Linked DNA regions of Homo sapiens: region 2 is linked to region 1. Evidence: chromatin contacts called from ENCODE Hi-C or POLR2A ChIA-PET data. All regions are on one chromosome and are shown on one strand. The core of a region is the stretch at or near the end of the contact, and the rest is flanking DNA. Distances in the headings are between cores, read along the strand shown.

What was found. A loop is a pair of places that touch in the nucleus more often than their neighbours do. ChIA-PET counts read pairs that join two places held with the same protein, here RNA polymerase II (POLR2A). Pooled maps may share reads with other maps.
Region 2: a map of tibial artery shows a loop between it and region 1 (7-fold over the local background). The contact joins the enhancer-like site here to the promoter of PATJ in region 1. A Hi-C loop is called at or near these places in 8 of 168 maps with a recorded cell type or tissue (CD4-positive, alpha-beta T cell, OCI-LY7, Right ventricle myocardium inferior and 5 more) and 18 of 50 pooled maps. POLR2A ChIA-PET finds 5 or more read pairs at or near these places in 2 of 52 experiments (activated CD4-positive, alpha-beta T cell and activated T-cell).

What each region holds. Positions count from the first base shown.
Region 1 is chr1:61,741,230-61,746,667 of GRCh38, forward strand. PATJ (PATJ crumbs cell polarity complex component) reads left to right here and starts at 1,251. Exons shown (of 44, transcript NM_001350145.3): 1 at 1,251-1,326. PATJ-DT (PATJ divergent transcript) reads right to left here and starts at 1,555. Exons shown (of 1, transcript NR_185910.1): 1 at 769-1,555. RefSeq lists a silencer at 1,003-1,712.
Region 2 is chr1:61,045,762-61,052,692 of GRCh38, forward strand. No RefSeq gene overlaps it. Among named protein-coding and RNA genes, the nearest start is that of NFIA, 33 kb to the right of the region's middle. Within about 2 kb of position 5,035, at least 28 of the 41 ENCODE cell types and tissues checked have a DNase peak (open chromatin) inside an H3K27ac peak, as active enhancers do; they include heart left ventricle, sigmoid colon and tibial artery, where a contact is called at or near this core.

The DNA.
Region 1 (5,438 bases), core at 1-2,500:
GTCTCTCTCTGTCACCCAGGCTGGAGTGCAGTGGCAGGATCTTGGCTCACTGCAACCTCTGCCTCCTGGGTTCAAGTGATTCTCCTGCCTCAGCCTCCTGCGTAGAGGGGACTACGCATCCACCACACCCGGCTAATTTTTGTATTTGTAGTAGAGACGGGGTTTCATCATATTGGTCAGGCTGGTCTCGAACTCCTGACCTCGGGTGATCCACCCGCCTCGGCCTTCCAAAGTACTGGGATTACAAGCGTGAGCCACCGCGCCCCGCCTGAAAGTCTTTATGTTGTAGTTGTTTTGTATCTATTCCTCATCTTCCTGGGGACAGGGATACCATTTTACACATCTTCCCACAATCAATCACAGTGTTTAACAATTACTGTATGTACTCTATGAATAAGATACCTGAAGATTGATTCTCTTTATCGTTAATGTGTGGACTGTATCAGGCAAAGTAAAACCCCTATCATCAAAAGCCTAAAGTTATTAAAGGGAGTGGAAGAAGGCTATCGGGACATATTTTTCTCGAAGGTGTGACATCACAAATAAAAGAAAATTAACGTATAGTGAAATCATCACTGTAGTTAGAGTCAAAATGCCTTGCCTGTGTTCCAAACTTTGGGCCAGTCAACCTACAGGGTGCACGGTTTCCTCATTAGTTTCTTCAGAGAGTAAATGAGACATTGCATAAGCTAGCACCTAGCATACAGCAGGCAAATACTGCTGGATTTCTTTCTTCCACTAAATGAGAAGAAAATAATGACTCCCACATTTACACGTTTTAGAATATTTTATTTTGCGTCAGCGAATAGAGAAAACAAAGGAGGGATGAGAGAACAGGAAAGGAAAGGGGCAAAAAGACAAAGTGTTAAGCGGATTGACCCAACGCTTTCATCGATATCCTCCTCAATTTCCTTGATCTTGGGTCTCGCTCTACACGCAGGCCTCCAACCACACCGGTCTGTCCGGATCTCCCTCCCCGTCAGTGGCGGCTGTCCCCACCACGCGCGGTCTGATCCGCCACCCCGCCCCCACAGCCCACTTTTCCCAGGCCCTTGGCCATCCCGCGCCCGGTAGGAATTCACCTGCACGTAAACAGCCAGGGCAACCGTCCTCCCTCCTTGGAGCCCGCCTCCCGCGGCCCCGGGCTCCCTCCCCCGCCCCCTGCGCCACCCCGGTGCCCCGCCCCGGGCGGGGAGAGTCGGGGCGAGGGGAGGGCCTGCCAGGTGAGGCGCGGTCACCCTGGGCCTCTCACTTCCGCCCAGGTGAGGCAGGGCCGACACCGAGCCCGCCCGACCCGGGCTCCCACCTGCTCCTCCAGCGCACCAGGTAAAGCGTGAGGTCCCGGCTGTGCAGTGCGCGCTCGCCCCTGGGTGTCCCCGCGCCTGGAGGCCGGCCGGGGGCAGCTCCCTCGGGGCTTCCCGGGCCTGCCTGCCCTGCCCCCGCGCTCTCCCCGCCCGCCCGCCTGGAGTGGGTGGGAGCCGGAGGTGGAGGGCGCCGCCGGGCGCTCAGAGGGGCCGCGGCGAGGATGGGGCGCCCGCGGCGTGCGTCCGCGCTGACCCGGGAGGCGGGGCGGGGGCGCCGTCCTCCTGCGTCGGGCCCGGGTGACCCCACGGTGGTCCCCGCCCCGCCGCGCAGGGCTCGCCGAGGCCGCGGGCAGGGAGGGGCGCCGCCCCGCCTCCCCAGGCCTTTCGGGCCTCGAATCTCGGCCCACTGGTATTCGGGGGTGGCACGGATCCTATTTTGCGCCCAGATCGGTGCCCCTGTTTCGCTCCCAGAGCTGGGCGGAGTCTTTCCCTCCATCGGTGGCCGTGGAAGGAGGGAACGGGGTGAGGGGACAAAGAGGAGGGGGTGCTCAGAGCCGGGCTGAGGGGGCGACTTGGGCCCGGCCGCGTCGCGGCGCCTGGTCATCCCGTAGCGGAGGTTCCCAAGCCAGCGGTCAGGCCCTGGGCTCTGCCAGCCTTGCTGCGTAGATGGGGAGGTTCTGTCGGAAAGTGCTTCCAGCCTTAGGGGAAATTCCTGGACTCCTGCTTTTAAATCAAGCTCAGGAAAGCATTTTCAGATCACTCCCACTCTCCAAAGCGCCCCAGCCGTCCCGCACGCAGGCCGAATTAAGTGAACACCCCTTCACTTGGCACTTTGTCATATTTCCAAGTGGCTCTTGTCACTTTGAATTCCAGTTGGTTGTTTACTGGCTTGCCTCTGCCATTTAGAGGGTGCCCCTTTCAGGGCCTTATTTTTCGACTGCATTTAGGGTCTGGCTATTGGTAGGTGCGCGACAAGTGTTTCTTAAAGGAAGGCAGAAGCCTTTGGAAACCCAGAAGGACAATGTCGGTTCCACTGAGGATGATACTACCACATTCTGGGCTAAATTCCTATTGGCTGCAAATTAATTTGCACACATCTATTTGAAAGGAGTGGAGGCAGGGGCAGCGGTTAAAAACTTAAATCTGTTTGCAGCATTAGAAAATGTTAGGTGAGATTGAGCCTTTTAGCTAAAGTGAGCTTTGATGTTTTTAGGGCCCCTAATGGCCTTTAAGATGTTAACAATAACAACAACAACAAAACACTCCAAATGTGTTGAATTTATTTGGGAATGAGAAATGAGCGTTATAGCCCGAGGTGCACAGGCCTGGCAAGCCATATATGCATGGAAGAGGGGAGGGTAAAAGGAAACTTTTATTGGCAAAGTAAGTGCAGATAAGCTGCGTGAAAACAGAGTTTATTGGTTTTGCAGACTGAAAGCCAGAGTTGGCCATTGTTGAAGATGCCATTACTGGGCAGGTGTTATGGAGAGCATCTTATCAGGCCTGGCAACCTGCCTCATGCCTGTTATCTCAGCTACTTAGGAGGCTTAGGCAGGAGGATCGCTTGAGGCCAAGAGTTGGAGACCAGCCTGAGCAACATGGCTGTCTTTACAGAAAAAGCTTTTTAAATAGTCAGGTGTGTCGGGAGGTTGAGGCAGGGGAATTGCTTGAGCCCAGGAGATGGAGGCTGTGGTGAGTGGTGTTTGCACCACTACACTCCAGCCTGGGTGACAGAGCAAGAACCCTGTCTCAAAAAAAAAAAAAAAAAAAAAAGGAAAAAAGATTATCTTATCTTATCTTATCTGAATTACTGCATTCCTAAAGAAAGAATTTCTTGGGTGGTTATTTTAGTTCCTTCTTGAGACCGATCTTTATCTCAGACTTGCAAGCATGAGCTTTCTCCCTCAGGCTCTCTAGTTTGTTTGGGTTTGACAAAAAGTGATTTTGACCTGGTATCTGCAACTTTCACAAAGATAATAACAAAGTTAATAAATATGGAAATACTTATGGATAGAACTTATAAAATGAGTTCTGAAGAGATTTGCCCTTACTAGTCCAGATCCTATTAGGAGTAAGAGAAAAAACACAAACTTTTTCCTCTGCTCTCACACCACTACAGTCAACACTGAGGACTTCTGTGACCAAATAAATGTGTGGGCCCATCAGTTCTGCATCAAGCAATAGCTGAGCATCTAACAGTTCGATTCTGAAACTATTTACCTGGGGATAGTGTCAGATCCCATAAGACTGCCCTCACTTCTGATGCCAATCACAAGTCCTAGATTGTTTTACCCCGGCTTCTGACTAACCACCTATAAATTGGGAATCCCATAACTCCCTCCTCTGGGTTGGTTAACTTGCTAGAGCAGCTCACGGAACTCAAGAAAACACTTATTTAGGTTTATTACTAGTTTATTATTAAGAATATTACAGAGGATACAAGAGGAAGAGATGCACAGGGTGAGGTATGAGAAGGGGCATGCCACCCTCCAGGAACCTCCATGTGTTCAGATATTGAGAAGCTCTCCCTACCCCATCTTCTTGGGCTTTTTATGGAGACTTCATTGAGTAGACATAATTGAAGCATGGGGTAGGGAAACCCAGCAATGCCTATCTGTTCAGATTTTTCTTGGCCTCTCTCTGTAGCATTCCTTCCTCCAGGGTATGGGCAGGACCCCTTCTTATGGGGGTCTTATGACCTACAATCAGACAAGGGAGATCAGATAATTTTTTTAAATATTTATTTATTTATTTATTTTGAGACAGAGTCTTGCTCCGCTGCCCAGGCTGGAGTGCAGTGGGTGATCTCAGCTCACTGCAACCTCCACTTCCCGGGTTCAAGTGATTGTCCTGCCTCAGACTCCTGAGTAGCTGGGATTACAGACATGTGCCACCATACCTGGCTAATTTTTGTATTTTTAGTAGAGACAGGGTTTTACCATATTGGCCAGGCTGGTCTCGAACTCCTGACCTCAAGTGATCCACCTGTCTTGGCCTCCCAAAGTGCTGGGATTACAGGCGTGAGTCACTGCACCTAGCCAAAATTATTTTACTTTATTTTATTTTAATTAATTAATTTATTTATTTGGAGACGGAGTCTTGCTCTGTTGCCCAGGCTGGAGTGCAATGGCGCTGTCTTGGCTCACTACAACCTCTGCCTCCCAGGGTCAAGCGCTTCTCTTGCCTCAGCTTCCCAAGTAGCTGGGATTACAGGCGCCTGCCACCACACCTGTCTAATTTTTATATTTTTAGTAGAGATGGGGTTTCACCATGCTGGCCAGGCTGGTCTCGAACTCCTGACCTCAGGCGATCCACCCGCCTTGGACTCCCAAAGTGCTGGGATTACAGGCGTGAACCACCGGGCCTGGCAATTATTTTTTTTTTTAAAAATTTTTATTCATTTATTTTATTTATTTATTTTTGAGACAGAGCCTTACTCTGTTGCCCAGGCTGAAGTGCAGTGCCGCGATCTCCACCCACTGCAAACTTCACCTCCCTGGGTTCAAGCGATTGTCCTGGCTCAGCGTCACAACCTCAGGTGTGCGCCACCACCACTGGGTAATATATATATATATATTTTGTATTTTTAGTAGAGACAGGGTTTTGCCATGTTGGCCAGGCTGGTCTCGGACTCCTGACCTCAAGAGATCTGCCCGACTTGGCCTCCCAAAGTGCCAGGATTACGGATGTGAGCCATCACGCCTGGCCTCTTTTAAAAAATTTTTAGTAGAGACTGTGTCTCGTTATATTGCTCAGGCTGGTCTCGAACTCCTGGTCCAAGCCGTCCTCCCGATTTGGCCTGTGAAAGTGTTGGGCTTACAGGCGTGAGCCACCCTTCTGGCCCAGAGAATTTCTTTACAGCCACCTTCAAGATGGAAAAGCAGGGGAAGATTAGAGTCCTGCCTTGGGGAGAAAAAGGAGCGAATGAAAGGAGGGGCAGGAGAGTGTCAGAGATATTTCTGGGGACTGCTTCTGAGACTTAAAGCACCCCAACAGTATAATAAAAGACTGTAACAAGAGTTATGGGAGTTATAAACCAGGAATCATGGATGAAAACCAATATGCAATATCACAAGGTCACATAAAATGGGTTTCCCATCAGAAAAATAGTTGTGTTTGAAGCTGAATAGAAAA
Region 2 (6,931 bases), core at 3,785-6,284, 690 kb before region 1:
AAGTAGCTAAGGTTTCCAGAAATATACCTATCCAATCCACACTCTTACACCAATCAATGTGTGTTTCCATGACATGGAAGTCCTAAAGTCTGTTCTCAAGTCACCCTAGCTATGTGAAGATGATGAAATGAGAAACATTAAAATTCTAGAATGAAGATAGTAATTTCAGGAAGAAAATTTATCAGCTTAATGTTTGAGCTAGGGTATATGTTCTTTGAACATTATCCTCATGATTTTATTATAACGAAACTAAGGCATGAACTTGAAAAATGGGAGAATGGGAGAAAATTTTACCCTAAAACTAATAATGCAAATGTTGGGAGAAATACTCTTGTATTTCTCCATATTTCTGCTAGCACCTAGCACCTAGAACAGTGTAGAATATACAAAATACATTCCATTAATATGTGTTGGTTTCAACTGGTTTTTCTTTACAAAGCCCCCTTATCTAATTACCAACTGGTCCCCAAAAGCTAACAATCTAACCACCCAACCTTACATTTGGTAACTTTATAGTGTTAGTTACACAGTAGGGTTTTCCTGCTAACGAATCCTCTGTGGCATCTGTTTCAAAATGAAAATCTATTATATTATTAGAAACACTCTCAGTGTAAAGAAACCAGAGATGAATTGCCAAAGTCTGAGCTCACGATATTGTGTTGGCAAGCAAAAGCATCATGGCTGGACCCAGTGGGAGAAAGAAGATGGAATGCACACCTTTACATCCAATGCCCAACTCAAACCCTTCTATCAGTAACTCCACACCTTTTGATGAGTTCAGTTGTTTTGGGGGATGGAAAGGCGTTTTCTGGTTAGGAATGATGAACGGGTTGGTTTGCTACTTAGGTAAGTAAGAAGAAGGGGAACTAATGAGTAATTGTTGCACAATGACAAAACAACACTCCTGAAAGAAGCATAATTTGCTTCCCTGAACAATCCAGTCCTTTCATCATAAAATGTTCCTATTACATGGATACAGACCAGCAAAAACATTTGCTATACAAAAACACCTATTGTAAATAATTTCCATAACCAGATCGACAAAGCTCTATGACTATAGTTTAGATGCCAGGATTTGACAATAGCTAGATTATACTAAACTTTTCATTGTAATGTATACACTAAAATGACATTTGGTCAGTTTGGTCATAAAATAAATATAAATTATTGATATTTATAAAATTACAAATTCACTCATTCTTGGTTTCTCCCAATGCACCCCTGCTCCCTTCTTCCATCATCAATATTTTCCTAGGAAACATTATAATCTACAATTAACTGAGGCTGAAAACACCATCTTTTACCACATCTTTAGTGTAGCAAAAGTACCGAGCAAGCCACCCTTCTGCCTGATCTTTCTTGATAACTTTTTTAAGTACCCTAGAGCCAGTTGGTGCGTTCTTGGCTGTAATGCAGCCAAGTGGAATGCATTACATTCCACTTGTAATGCAGTGGAAGACACCTGGGTGTGTGCTGGGAGATCTGGGCTCTCCATAACCTGGCTCTGCCACTTCTCTATGAGACTTTAAGTGACTCACTTGATCTCCCTGAACCTCTCCTTCCTCTTCTGTGATGACAGAAGTTAGTCTTCCTTCACAAAGGTGTTGTGAGAATTATACGACACTTGATATTTAAAATTCCTAATCTAGTAATCTAGCACACAGTAGGTAAACTTAAAGGTAGATTAATGTTAAAGTTAGATTCTGACTGGACATGGTGGCTTGAGTCTTCAGTACCAGCTACTCAGGAGACTGAGGGAGGAGGATCCCTTGAGACCAGGAGTTTAAGGCTACAAGTATGCTATCACCGTATCGGTGAACAGCCACTACACTCCAGCCTGGGCAACATAGCAGGATCACAACTCTAAAAGAAAAAAAAAAAGGTAGATTCTGAAATATAGTGAAATACAGATCTAGGGCTCCTAGAGTAAAAAAAAAAAAATTTTTTTTTTTTTTTGAGACAGAATCTGGCTCTGTCGCCGAGGCTGGAGTGCAGTGCTGTAATGTCAGCTCACTGCAACCTCCACCTCCTGGGTTCAAGCAATTCTCCTGCCTCAGCCTCCCAAGTAGCTGAGATTACAGTGCCCACCACCACACCCAGCTAATTGCTAATTTTCGTATTTTAGTAGAGACAGGGTTTCACCCTGTTTTGGCCAGACAGGTCTCGAACTCCTGACCTCAGGTGATCCACCTGCCTTGGCCTCCCAAAGTGCTGGGATTACAGGCGTGAGCCACTGTGACCTGCCAAAAAATATTTTTAAAAGCAGAAAAAATACAGCAACTATGGCTTGCATCCCCATGTCTTTGTTTCCTCATCTTTAAAATTGGGATAATGGGCCAGACGCAATGGCTCATGCTCATAATCCCAGCACTTTGGGAGGCCAAAGCAGGAGGATCCCTTGAGCCCAGGAGTTTGAGGCTGCAGTGAGCTATGATTGTGCCACTGCACCCCAGCCTGGGTGACAGAGAGAGACCCTGTCTTTAAATAAATAAATAAATAAATAGGGATAATGTATACCATATGAGATTGTGAAAATGATAATTAAATCATTTAATAGAGGCAAATGATAATAAAAATAGTAAATAGTAATAGTAAGTCATCCACAAATATAAGATGTTGTTTGGTTTTTTTGGTTCGTTTTGTTGTTGTTTCTGAGACAGTTCTAGCTTGTCACCCAGACCGGAGTGCAGTGGTGCCATTTCAGCTCAATGCAACCTCAGCCTCCCAGGCTCAAGCCATCCTTCCATCTTGGCTGTCGAAGTAGTTAGGATTACAGGCATGGGCCACCACGCCCAGCTTTTTTTTTTTTTTTTTTTTTTTTTTTTTTGTAGAAATGGGTTTCTCTGTGTTGCTCAGGCTGGTCTCCAGCCTCTGGGCTCAAGTGACCCGCGCACCTCCCAAACACTGGGATTACAGGCTTGAGCCACCACATAGCCATTGTCTTTTTTTTTTTTTTTTTTTTCTCTGAGACAGAGTCTCACTCTGTTGCCCAGGCTGGAGCGCAGTGGTGTGATCTCGGCTCACTGCAGCCTCCACCTCCCAGGTTCAAGTGATTCTCCTGCTTGACTACTGAGAAGCTGGGATTACAGATGTACCACCACGCCCAAGTAATTTTTATATTTTTATTAGAGATGGGGTTTCGCCATGTTGGCCAGGCTGGTCTCGAACTCCTGACCTCGGGTGATCCGCCCACCTCGGCCTCCCAAAGAGCTGGGATTACAGATGTGAGCCACAGCACCCGGCCTACAGCCGTTGTCTATGAGGAGATAAGCTAGTTATCAAAACTCCCCATAACCCATCCTGTTTCCTACTCAAACACTGAAACCTCTTAGCTCTCTCCCACTTCCTCTAAGGCCCTAATCTTCAAGGAACAGAAAGAAGCTAAACAGTCTTACAAGTTAGATTTCTTAGAATAAAAGATGGGTTTTCACATTAGAAATAGGTGAAAGTTGGCTGGGTGCGGTGGCTCAGGCCTGTAATCCCAGTAATCCAAGCACTTTGGGAGGTCGAGGCGGGCAGATCACCTGAGATCAGGAGATTGAGACCAGCCTGGCCAACATGGTGAAACGCTGTCTCTACTAAAAAATACAAAAAATTAGTCGGGCATGGTGGCGCGTGTCTGTAGTTCCAGCTACTCAGGAGGCTGAGGCAGGAGAATTGTTTGAGCCAGGGAGGCAGAGGTTGCAGTGAGCCGTGACCGCGCTATTGCACTCCAGCCTGGGAAACAGAGAGAGATTCCGACTCAAAATAAATAAATAAATAATTAAAAACTATTTTTAAAAAAGAAATAGGTGAAAATTCCTTAGAAGGCACCTACAGCTTCTTACCTACATCATCTCATTAAATTCTCACAATGACTCTATCAGACAGGTACCACTATTCCCTCTTTTGAGGGATGAGGAAACAGAGACTCAGGGAGATAAAGTAACTTGCCCAAGGTTACACAGCTATTCTCAAGGAAACGTAGTGCATCCCATGAAAATAGCCTGGAGTCGAGATACTGGAGTCAAAGTGCAGCCAAAATTGTCAGGGTGCAACCTGCCTGTCCAATCAGAGCTGCTACTTCTTTGATACTGGAATCCCCCAATTCCTGAAATTAACACCCAGTTCTCCACTCCCCAAAAGCACACGCTGAGTGCCCTCAGGGCTCTTGCTGTTGCCAACGGACCTATAACTCGGTACAGGCTCAGGCAGCTGAGAGGAGGCTGTGGACACAACAGGCCTTGCTAGGCTTGCTGGGACGGGGCCACATTACTTTGCAGGCGCGTCTTTCTCCTGCCTGCTATCTAGAGCTCGCCTGTAGGTGGCGCCCTGCTTCGCTCAGGGGAATTTGGAGGGCGAGGACACGGGTCACCAGCTGCCTCCCCTGAAGGCCAATTTAAGTTGTCCCCTGGCTTGAACTGAGCGCAGGAACCTCGGTGATGGGGACATGCCCCCCTCCCCGCGCGCTCTTCCTCTCCCAGCCCCCCTGCCCTCCCCTCTCCAGGGGCTGGCGGGCCCGCGCTTCCTCCGAGGTCGGGCTACGCGGCGCGATCTCCAAGCGCTGGGGCCGAGCTTGGCGCTCCGGGGCGGCGCTTCGGTCCCCGACCCTCGGGCCGGCCCGCTGGCCCCCACTCCGCTTCCTCCCGGCACCCGCTTCGCCGGCAGCTGTAGCGGAGGTGGAGGGATGGGGGACTGTGACCCCCGTGAGTGCCGGCGGGGCGGGGCAGCTTTAAAAACTTCTGAAAGGCCTGGTTCAAAGCCTCAAAGGATAGAACTTGGGCCGGAAGGCGGTTTCCACGGAGGGGCCTAAAAGGGGGCTGGGGGTGCACCTGCAGGGCCAGGAGCTGCGGCTTGGGAAGGGGGGCCCGGTCACCGCGAGCGCCGCAGTCCCCGCCCCGCACTCGCCGCCCCTTGGAGCCGCCGCGGCCCCGCCCGGGCCCTGCGCTTTCATCCTCCCCACGGGACAGCGGCCGCGCGGGGCGGGGGCGGCTCTGGCCGGCGCGCTCCCGGCGGGGTCTTCCTTCCCTCCGGCCCCTCCCTGGGAACCCGAGATTTCGCCGCAGAGCTGAACTCCCAGATTTTAACCCCAACCCCCCCGGGCGGGAGGCCGCGGAGAACCGGGAGTCGCGACCGAGGAAGCGTCCCCAGTCACCTCCTAGCCCCCCACACAGAGCCCCGGGGAGGGTGAGGAGGAGGAAGAGCGGGAGGAAGACCCGCGCCGGTGGGTGGGGGCAGGGAGGGGGCGTCCGGGGTCGCAGGGCGGCGCTCCGGAGAGTGGCCCCGGCGGCGTCCGGAGTCGCTGCGGCCGCCGTGCCACCTCGGGCAGGTGGGGGGGGGAATGCGCGGCCGCCGCCAACCAGGGTCGCTCCGCCGTAGACGCCGAGCAGACGCGGTCCGGCGCTCGGCCGGAGAGCCGGCTAAGGGGCTTTTCATTAGCACCGCATTAGGAGGACACTCATCCTCCAGAGTCCTTCCCGTGGAAGCTCTTGAGTGAATTAGGTAAATGATTTGCTCCATTTGTAGTTTCTGAAGATATTTTCTCAGATCTTCAATCGAGCGCTTTAGCCGGGGAGCATATCTGTGGGGGCCTCCTTCCCACTACCTAGGGTCTCACTCGGTGACAATTGCTGAGTCAGTGAGGACGTGTGGGGAAAGGTAAAAGTGGAATTGAGCAAAGCTGAGTAATTTAGCTAAGGAAGAGAAATCGCTACTGAAAATAGAATAGTTTAAAAATAAACTACATAAAGTTTATTCTTTTGCTTGGAGTCCTGCTCCTTGATCCGAGAAGGTAAAATCCATCAGAGTTGGGAGTTCCCTCCCCCCCATTAGCATTTATTACACTTTTTCAAAGTTACTGAAAGACTTCTTTTAGTGAATTTTAAGAAGCAATCGTGGTTGACATTACAGGCATCAAAGGTTTGGGGAACAGATGGGTAAACTTCCGAAGAGCTTAGTTGCAACACTAGCTCTCAAATTTAGTGTCAACTTTTATTTTAAAAAATAAAATAGGGTGGTGTTTTTATTAAACTTTTATATTTCAAGAGGTAGAGAACACCGAAGAGGAAAGAGACTGAAGGGAAAGTAGGGTGTTGGAAACAAAAAGAGAAAGGCGAGATTGACTGTAACATTCTGGTCTTCAACGAGTCCCAAGTTGGAATCCTAAAGCACTGCATATTTCTGGTAGCGTTAACTCTAACTGGAATATTGGCGGGCCTGGTCTCTAAGTGCGTCCTAAGAAAAAACAGATTTAAGCAAAATGGTTTTTTCCCTTTTGTGAAGGGAAAAAATTTAAGCACTTGCTTCATGCGGTAGCCCCAGCGGAAAAGCGAGCCCTCCCGCTCCCGGTGGCCTGAACTGAATTTGCTGCTTTAAAATCGGCAGGTGTGCCCAGCGTTCCCAGCGCTGCAGCCGGGACCTGATGAGTAAGAGTAAGAGGGCTCAACCGCAGGACATCACATGCCGGGTACCTAACGTCGGCATTTAAGCAGACAGGGACTAATATGCTGGAACTATCCTCCCGACACTGGCAAAGCCCAGAGACCGCATTTCCTACCACTTTGCCCACTTTGTACTGGGCACCCTCGGTAAACAGGATGAAAGCAACATTTTTATCCCTTAAGACGAAAATGTAACCTTTAGAATACTCCCTATTCCGGGGTTGACAGCAGGTCAAGGGCTCAGAGGCAAGCTTGCATTACACATAGGACAAGTACAACTTATCAGGGTGCAAAAAAGGGCAAGAAACTTTGTAAAAGTTGGAATCAGTATTCAAAGAGATAGTTTCAGGTGGTGCTACATAATGGCATGGTAACCACAAGAAGACCAGAAATGCTTGGAGTGCATTTCTGTTCTCGAAGAGGGGTTGAGGGTAGAGGCTTGGTGCACTGTGGTTTGAAGGTTTACAGAAAGCAGCCTTATCCTCATGAAGCTGGGAAGCTATGCTTTCTCC